2 separate regions of the Homo sapiens genome follow, and region 1 is linked to region 2. The links are chromatin contacts, found by Hi-C or POLR2A ChIA-PET in ENCODE. All regions are on one chromosome and are shown on one strand. Each heading gives the region's core, a stretch centred on a gene start or an enhancer-like site at or near the end of the contact. The rest is flanking DNA. Distances are from core to core; before and after follow the strand shown.

What was found. A loop is a pair of places that touch in the nucleus more often than their neighbours do. ChIA-PET counts read pairs that join two places held with the same protein, here RNA polymerase II (POLR2A). Pooled maps may share reads with other maps.
Region 1: a pooled map shows a loop between it and region 2 (4-fold over the local background). The contact joins two enhancer-like sites. A Hi-C loop is called at or near these places in 2 of 50 pooled maps. POLR2A ChIA-PET finds 5 or more read pairs at or near these places in 2 of 52 experiments (A673 and GM12878).

The regions. Positions count from the first base shown.
Region 1 is chr5:172,313,861-172,317,112 of GRCh38, reverse strand. No RefSeq gene overlaps it. Among named protein-coding and RNA genes, the nearest start is that of UBTD2, 32 kb to the right of the region's middle. RefSeq lists enhancers at 1,184-1,273, 1,304-1,393. Within about 2 kb of position 1,697, at least 4 of the 41 ENCODE cell types and tissues checked have a DNase peak (open chromatin) inside an H3K27ac peak, as active enhancers do; they include GM12878, where a contact is called at or near this core.
Region 2 is chr5:171,976,980-171,980,435 of GRCh38, reverse strand. All of the region lies in intron 1 of FBXW11 (F-box and WD repeat domain containing 11), which reads left to right. Among named protein-coding and RNA genes, the nearest start is that of FBXW11, 28 kb to the left of the region's middle. RefSeq lists an enhancer at 1-32. Within about 2 kb of position 1,720, at least 3 of the 41 ENCODE cell types and tissues checked have a DNase peak (open chromatin) inside an H3K27ac peak, as active enhancers do; they include GM12878, where a contact is called at or near this core.

The DNA of each region.
Region 1 (3,252 bases), core at 448-2,947, 340 kb before region 2:
CTCGGCTTACTGCAAACTCCGCCTCCCGGGTTCACGCCATTCTCCTCCCTCAGCCTCCCTAGTAGCTGGGACTACAGGCGCCTGCCACCACGCCCGGCTATTTTTTTTGTATTTTTAGTAGAGACGGGGTTTCACCGTGTTATCCAGGATGGTCTCCATCTCCTGACCTCGTGGTCCTCCCGCCTCAGCCTCCCAAAGTGCTGGGATTACAGGCGTGAGCCACCATGCCCGGCCCAATTTTTTTTTTTTTTAACCAGGCTGTTGCCGGGCACCGTGGCTTGTGCCTATAATCCCAACTCTTTGGGAGGCCGAGGTGGGCAGATCACCTGAGGTTGGGAGTTTGAGACCAGCCTGACCAACATGGAGAAACCCCATCTCTACTAAAAATACTAAATCAGCCAGGCATGGTGGCGTATGCCTGTAATCCCAGCTGCTCAGGAGGCTGAGGCTGGAGAATCGCGTGAACTCGGGAGGCGGAGGTTGCGGTGAGCCGAGATGGCGCCATTGCACTCCAGCCTGGGCAACTAAAGCAAAACTCCACCTCAAAATATATATATATAACAAAATAAAGTCAGGCTGTTAAAGGAAAAACTTGAGCTGAATTAAATTTAAGAGAGTTTAATTGAGCAAAAAACAATTCACCAATCAGGCAGCCCCAGAATCACAGTAGATTCAGAGAGACTCCAGGGATGCCTCATGGTCAGAACAAATTTATAGACAAAAAAAGGGAAGCGACATACAGAAATCAGAAGTGAGGTACAGAAACAGCCGGATTGGTTACAGGTTGGCGTTTGCCTTATTTGAACACAGTTTGAACACTCAGCAGTGTATGAGTGGTTGAAGGATGGCCACTGGGATTGGCCAGGACTCAGCTATTGTTACAGGCGCATACTCCTAAGTTAGGTTTTCAATCTTGTCTACTTACTAAGTTAGGTTGCAGTTTGTCCACAAAGACTCAAATAAAGACGTACAGAATCCTTCTCAGGCCATATGTAGTTTGGTTTCACAAGGCCTATTTAGAGATTACAAATTTCACCAAGTCCATTGAACAACTGGGTATTAAGGGCATTGTGGGGGTGTGCAGGGGACCATAAAGATGAGTAAGACTGTCCCTGACCTCAAGGTTCACCTCTAGAAGGGAATATAGACAAAGCAACTCCACTTTACAGTCATGCTGTTACCGGAAAGGGGTCTCGGTCCCCAAGAGAGGGGTCTCGGTCCCCAAGAGAGGGTTCTCGGATCTCACGCAAGAAAGAATTCAGGGAAAGTCCACAGAGTAGAGTGAAAGCAAGTTTATTAGGAAAGTAAAGGAATGAACGAATGGCTACTCTATAGACAGAGCAGCCCTGAGGGCTGCTGTTTGCCCATTTTTATGGCTATTCCCTGATGATATGCTAAACAAGGAGTGGATTATTCATGCCTCCCATTTTTAGACCATATAGGGTAACTCCCTGACATTGCCATGGCATTTGTATACTGTCATGATGCTGATGGGAGTGTAGTAGTGAGGATGACCAGAGATCACTCTCGTGGCCTTCTTGGTTTTGGTGGGTTTTTGCCGGCTTCTTCACTGCAACCTGTTTTATCAGCAAGGTCTTTATGATCTGTGTTTGTGCTGACCTCCTATCTCATCCTGTGACTCAGGATGCCTTAACAGTCTGGGAATGAAGCCCAGCAGGTCTTAGCCTCACTTTACTCAGCTCCTATTCAAGACAGAGTTGTTCTGGTTCACACACCTCTGACAATATCACGATCCGTGTTGCACTTGAGAGATTATGAGCACAGTAGAAGAACAAAGACAGGGAAGATCAATTCTGACCCAGGGTTGTCTGGGAGAGAAGGGAGTGTGGGTGCTTTAACTGTACAATAATTTCCAGACATTTAACAGTGCTCTCTTGCCTGGATTCTGGAAGTCATTCTGAGAATGCCTGTTTTCATTAGATTTTAATCACCCACAGGTCATATATTCCTTTAACGAATGCCTGATGACACCATGCAGAATGAAATGCGCTTTACTGCCTGCTTGGAATGTGTGCAGGCCTGCCTCATGGACCCCTAGAAGTTTCCTTCCAAAAGCAGTCCAGGTATGGTGAGAGGGAGGAATGGGGAGAACAGAAGCCCTATCTCTTACATACCTATACAGGGAGTGTACAACTCAGTTTGGTCCCTGGCCTCCTGTTGTCAGAGGGTGTGTAATTTCAGCTGGGTGGGGCTATGAGGTAAAGATTTCATGTCTGCCACTGCTTGGCTTTTTTTTTTTTTTTTTCTGAGACGGAGTCTCGCTCTGTCGCCCAGGCTGGAGTGCAGTGACGCGATCTCAGCTCACTGCAAGCTCCGCTTCCCAGGTTCACGCCACTGCTTGCTTTTGAAAGGTCTACCCACCCATAGCTCCAATGCATGAAACGCTTCATATAGCTTTGCTGCTTACAGCTCCTCAGTTACTCCTCACTTGCCGGGGATCAAGCCTAAGCCTTTTTTTTTTTTTTTTTTTTTTGAGATGGCATCTCACTCTGTCCCCCAGGCTGGAGTGCAGTAGCGCGATCTTGGTTCACCGCAACCTCTGCCTCCCGGGGTTCAAGCGATTCTCTCGTCTAAGCCTTCCGAGTAAAAGGGATTACAGGCACCTGACACCACACCCAGCTAATTTTTGTATGTTTAATAGAGACAAGGTTTCACCATGTTGGACAGCCTGGTCTCAAACTCCTGACCTCAAGTGATTCGCCTGCCTCAGCCTCCAGTGCTGGGATTACAGGAGTGAGCCACCTCGCCCAGCCCTAAGTCTTTTAATATGGCACACAAGGATGCTTCTTTATGAGTTAACACTGAGTACTTGGGAGACAAAGACAAATAAAACCTTTCCTACCCTCAAGTGAGAGAAACTCAACTGAGACTTACAGGAAATAAAATTTAAAACTACTGACTTACGAAACTGAAAATTCCACGGGGTAGATTCAAGCATTGCTGAATTTGGCTCAGATTATTTCTCAGGGGTTGGATTCTTCCTCTTTCTCAGCTGTATTTTCCTCTATGTTAGTGTCCCGCTTGGGTAGGCTCTCGCCAACTGGAGAGCAGCCCCAATTTTTTCCCTTTTAGGGACTCCAAGCAGCTGCAAGTTTACTTCCTCCAAAATTCATGGGCAGAAGAAAAGGCTCTTCTAAACAATTGGTTGGCAGGGCATGGTGGCTCATACCTGTAATCCCAGCACTTTGGAGGCCAAGGCAGGTGGATCACTTAAGGTCAGGAGTTTAAGGC
Region 2 (3,456 bases), core at 471-2,970:
CCTTTCCACTGTCTTAATCATGTTTTTTGATGGATAGCAGGTCTTAATACTAATGAAGTCCAATTTTTTATTTCATGGTTACTGTATTTCATGTCCTGTTTGATAAATTTTAAGGTCTTCAAGGTAATTTTATTTATTTCTAGAAGTCTGTAAAAAGTAAAGTAGAGGTTTGTCTTCAAAGACTTTCCTCCCCATCTAGTTAGGAATAAATAGTAACTTCTCTTAAAAGCAAAATTTATTCAAAGACCTGTACCATCATTCTTAAATATCTGCTAGCTGTAATAAAGAAATCAATATACTTTATGTTCTTAGCTCCCACAATTTAGCTTAAGTATTTGCCCTGGCATGCTTATACTGGTCCAAGCAAGCATTAGGTCATAGCCTGTTCCTCTTCCTTATTTGAAGGTGTTTTTACCTTTCTCAGCATTCCACAAGTTACTTCCTTCTTCCTTTGTTCTCCTCTGCCTTTGCCTCTTTTAAAAAGTTCTAAGTTGCTAGCCAATCGGGACAAATACAAAATGTGAGGTCCTGTTCCAGCCAATTGAAACTGGACACGGCAGTAGGGTGGACATGTCAGGTTATAAATGACCCTGTCTCGTTTGTTCAGTGTACTCTCGTGGCTAAGCTGCTGGCGAGTGTACCCTTTCTGCAGAAAATAGAAAAATGGCCTTGCTGAGAAAATTAAATTTATGTTCAAGTGCCATTTCTTTACGGCACCAGGGAACAAGGCTTTCAAACAAGTCTTAGGGTTTTACTATCTCAAAATAATTGTTTTTTATGGTTGCGGTAGGGATCAAAGTTCGTTTTTCCCCCATGTTGTTAACCAGTTAGTCCACCACCATTATTTACACATATATTAAAAAATAATTGCAAAATTATTGAATAGGAACTTACCTTTTTTTACAGAAGCAATTCACATTTATTATAGAAAAAATGAAAATAAATATAATGTAAAATAAGATGGAAAAATGTAATGAAAAACGTAAAGTAAGATGGAAAAAGAACAAAGTTTCCATTATAACTACTATTAATATATGGTATGTATTCTTCCCTTCCTTCATCTATACATATACATGTACATATGTATGTATGTATGTATGTATTATGTATGTATATATTTATTTTTTGAGAGAGGGTCTTTGTTTCCCAGGCTGGAATGCAGTAGCATGATTGTGGCTCATACCTTGACCTCCCAGGCTCAAGTGATCCACCTCAGTTGACTGAGTAGCTGGGACTACAGGCATGCAACACCATGACTGGCTAATTTTTGAAGTTTTGTAGAGACAAAATATAGGGTTTTTGTAGAGACAAAATGGGGTCTCCCTATGTTGCACAGGATGGTCTCTAACTTTTTTTAAGAGCATGAGTATTTCATATAGCCAAAGGTTTTACCCACTGTTCTTAACCTTTATGAACATGATGTGACATGACAGACTATATTCTCTGCATGAAACATGCTTTCTTCATGTTTATGCCATTTTAGGGTTTTAATAAATCAAAAAATCTCAGTTTAATTAAAGATTTAAAGATTTAAGTTACTAGTGACATTGGATGTATTTTTCTAATGTTTGTGGCTATTCGTATTTCTTTTGTGAAGAAAGAGAAGTGTTAAAATTAGCTGTAGTTCTGCTCTGCTGCTTCTAGGTGCATGGGGGAGTGTAGCGGAAGGAAATCACTAGGGTGAGGAACTTCTGATTTTGTCGTGACTGGGGCACTGCTGCTGCCCTTTTGTGATTGAAATGGCCATTTTTGTTAAAAGCCAGCTGTGGAAGTGTTTGCCTCACTCTGCATACTGTCCATGGCAAATGGAAATTGGGTCCCTTCTCTGCGTAGACTCTGGCTCTGGATGCTCTCTGTGAGACACTTTAGGATCAGTTGCTGTTGGCTTCACTGACAGCTTCAAGGACTCTCACTCCTACTACTAGCCTTTGCTGCTTTGAGGTGGGGTTCTGTTGGGAATTCCTTCCCCTTCTCAGGTGGGCTTTTATTTCTTAATATGCACTGAACCCTATTTCTCGTCCAGTTTTTTCCTGTATTATGTTTATAGAAATACCTTGAAAAAACTTATATATGTGGAGGGCACCACTGGACAGGTTTCAAGTGCCAATGTAGTTTGTCTTTTACTTTGATATTCCTTTGATGATTTTGGTTGCATCAGTCAGTAACCCCAACTTTGACACCTCTGTTTTCCTCCTGAGTCTTGTCTATTTTTGCTCTTTTTCACCCTCGCTTTCTGCACTTGAGTCACAGTGATTTTTTTTTCTTTTTCTCTGTTCCTCTGAACCTGCTTGAGGGTTACAACAAGCATTATAATTTGTTCTCATTATTAGGGAGGGGTCACCCTTTCTTCCTTGTCTAGTTAACCTCTGCTTGTCCTTTAGAGTTGAGCTGAAGTGTCAACTCCTTAGGAGCCATGCCTGGGTCCCCTAGGTACCCTTATAGATTAAGTTCCCTTGTCATGCTCTAGCAGCAGTCAGTTCTTTTTTTATTTTTACAGCTGTTAATGTAACTGTAGTTTACAAATTGATATGGTTTGGCTGTATCCCTACCCATATTTCATCTTGAATTCCCATGTGTTGTGGGAGGGACCCCGTGGGAGGTGATTGAATCATGGGAGCAGGTCTTTCCCATGCTGTTCTCGTGATAGTGAATAAGTCTCACGAGATCTGATCTTTCTTAAAAAGGGGAGTTTCCCTGCACAAGCTTCTCTCTCTTTGCTTGCTGCCATTCTACTTAAGATGTGACCTGCTCCTCCTTGCTTTCTGCCATGATTATGAGGCCTCCCCATCCATGTGGAACTGTAAGTCCAGTTAAACTTCTTTCTTTTGTAACTTGCCCAGTCTCAGGTATGTCTTTATTGGCAGCATGAAACGGACTGATACACAAATGTATTGCGTAATCCCCTGCTAGACAATCAGCTCTTATTAGAAAGTAATCTCCATGGGGGCGAGGATCATATCTGTTTTGTCATCTTCAGTTCATGGCATATTCATTCCCAGCATCTGTCTTAGTTTGTTTTGTGCTGCTATAACAAAATACCTGAGACTGGGTAATTTATAAAGAACAGAGATTTCTTTCTCTTCCTCTTTCTTTTTTCTTTTCTTTCTTTCTTTTTTTTTTTTTTTTGAGACATGGTCTTGCTCTGTTGCCCAGGCTGGAGTGCAGTGGTGCAGTCATGGCTCACTACAGCCTCACCTTTCTAGGCAGGGTTCAAGCGATCCACACGTGCCACCATACCCGACTAATTTTTAAATTTTCTGTGAAGGTGGGGTCTCCCTATGTTGCCCAGGCTGGTCTTAAACTCCTGGGCTCAAGTGATCTTCCTGTCTCATCCTCCTAAATTGCTGGGATTACAGGCGTGAGCCACCCTGCCTGGCCAGAGATTTCTTTTTTTTTTTTTGAGTTGGAGTTTTACTCTTGTTGCCCAGGCTGCACCATTTTGGCTCTCTTCAACCT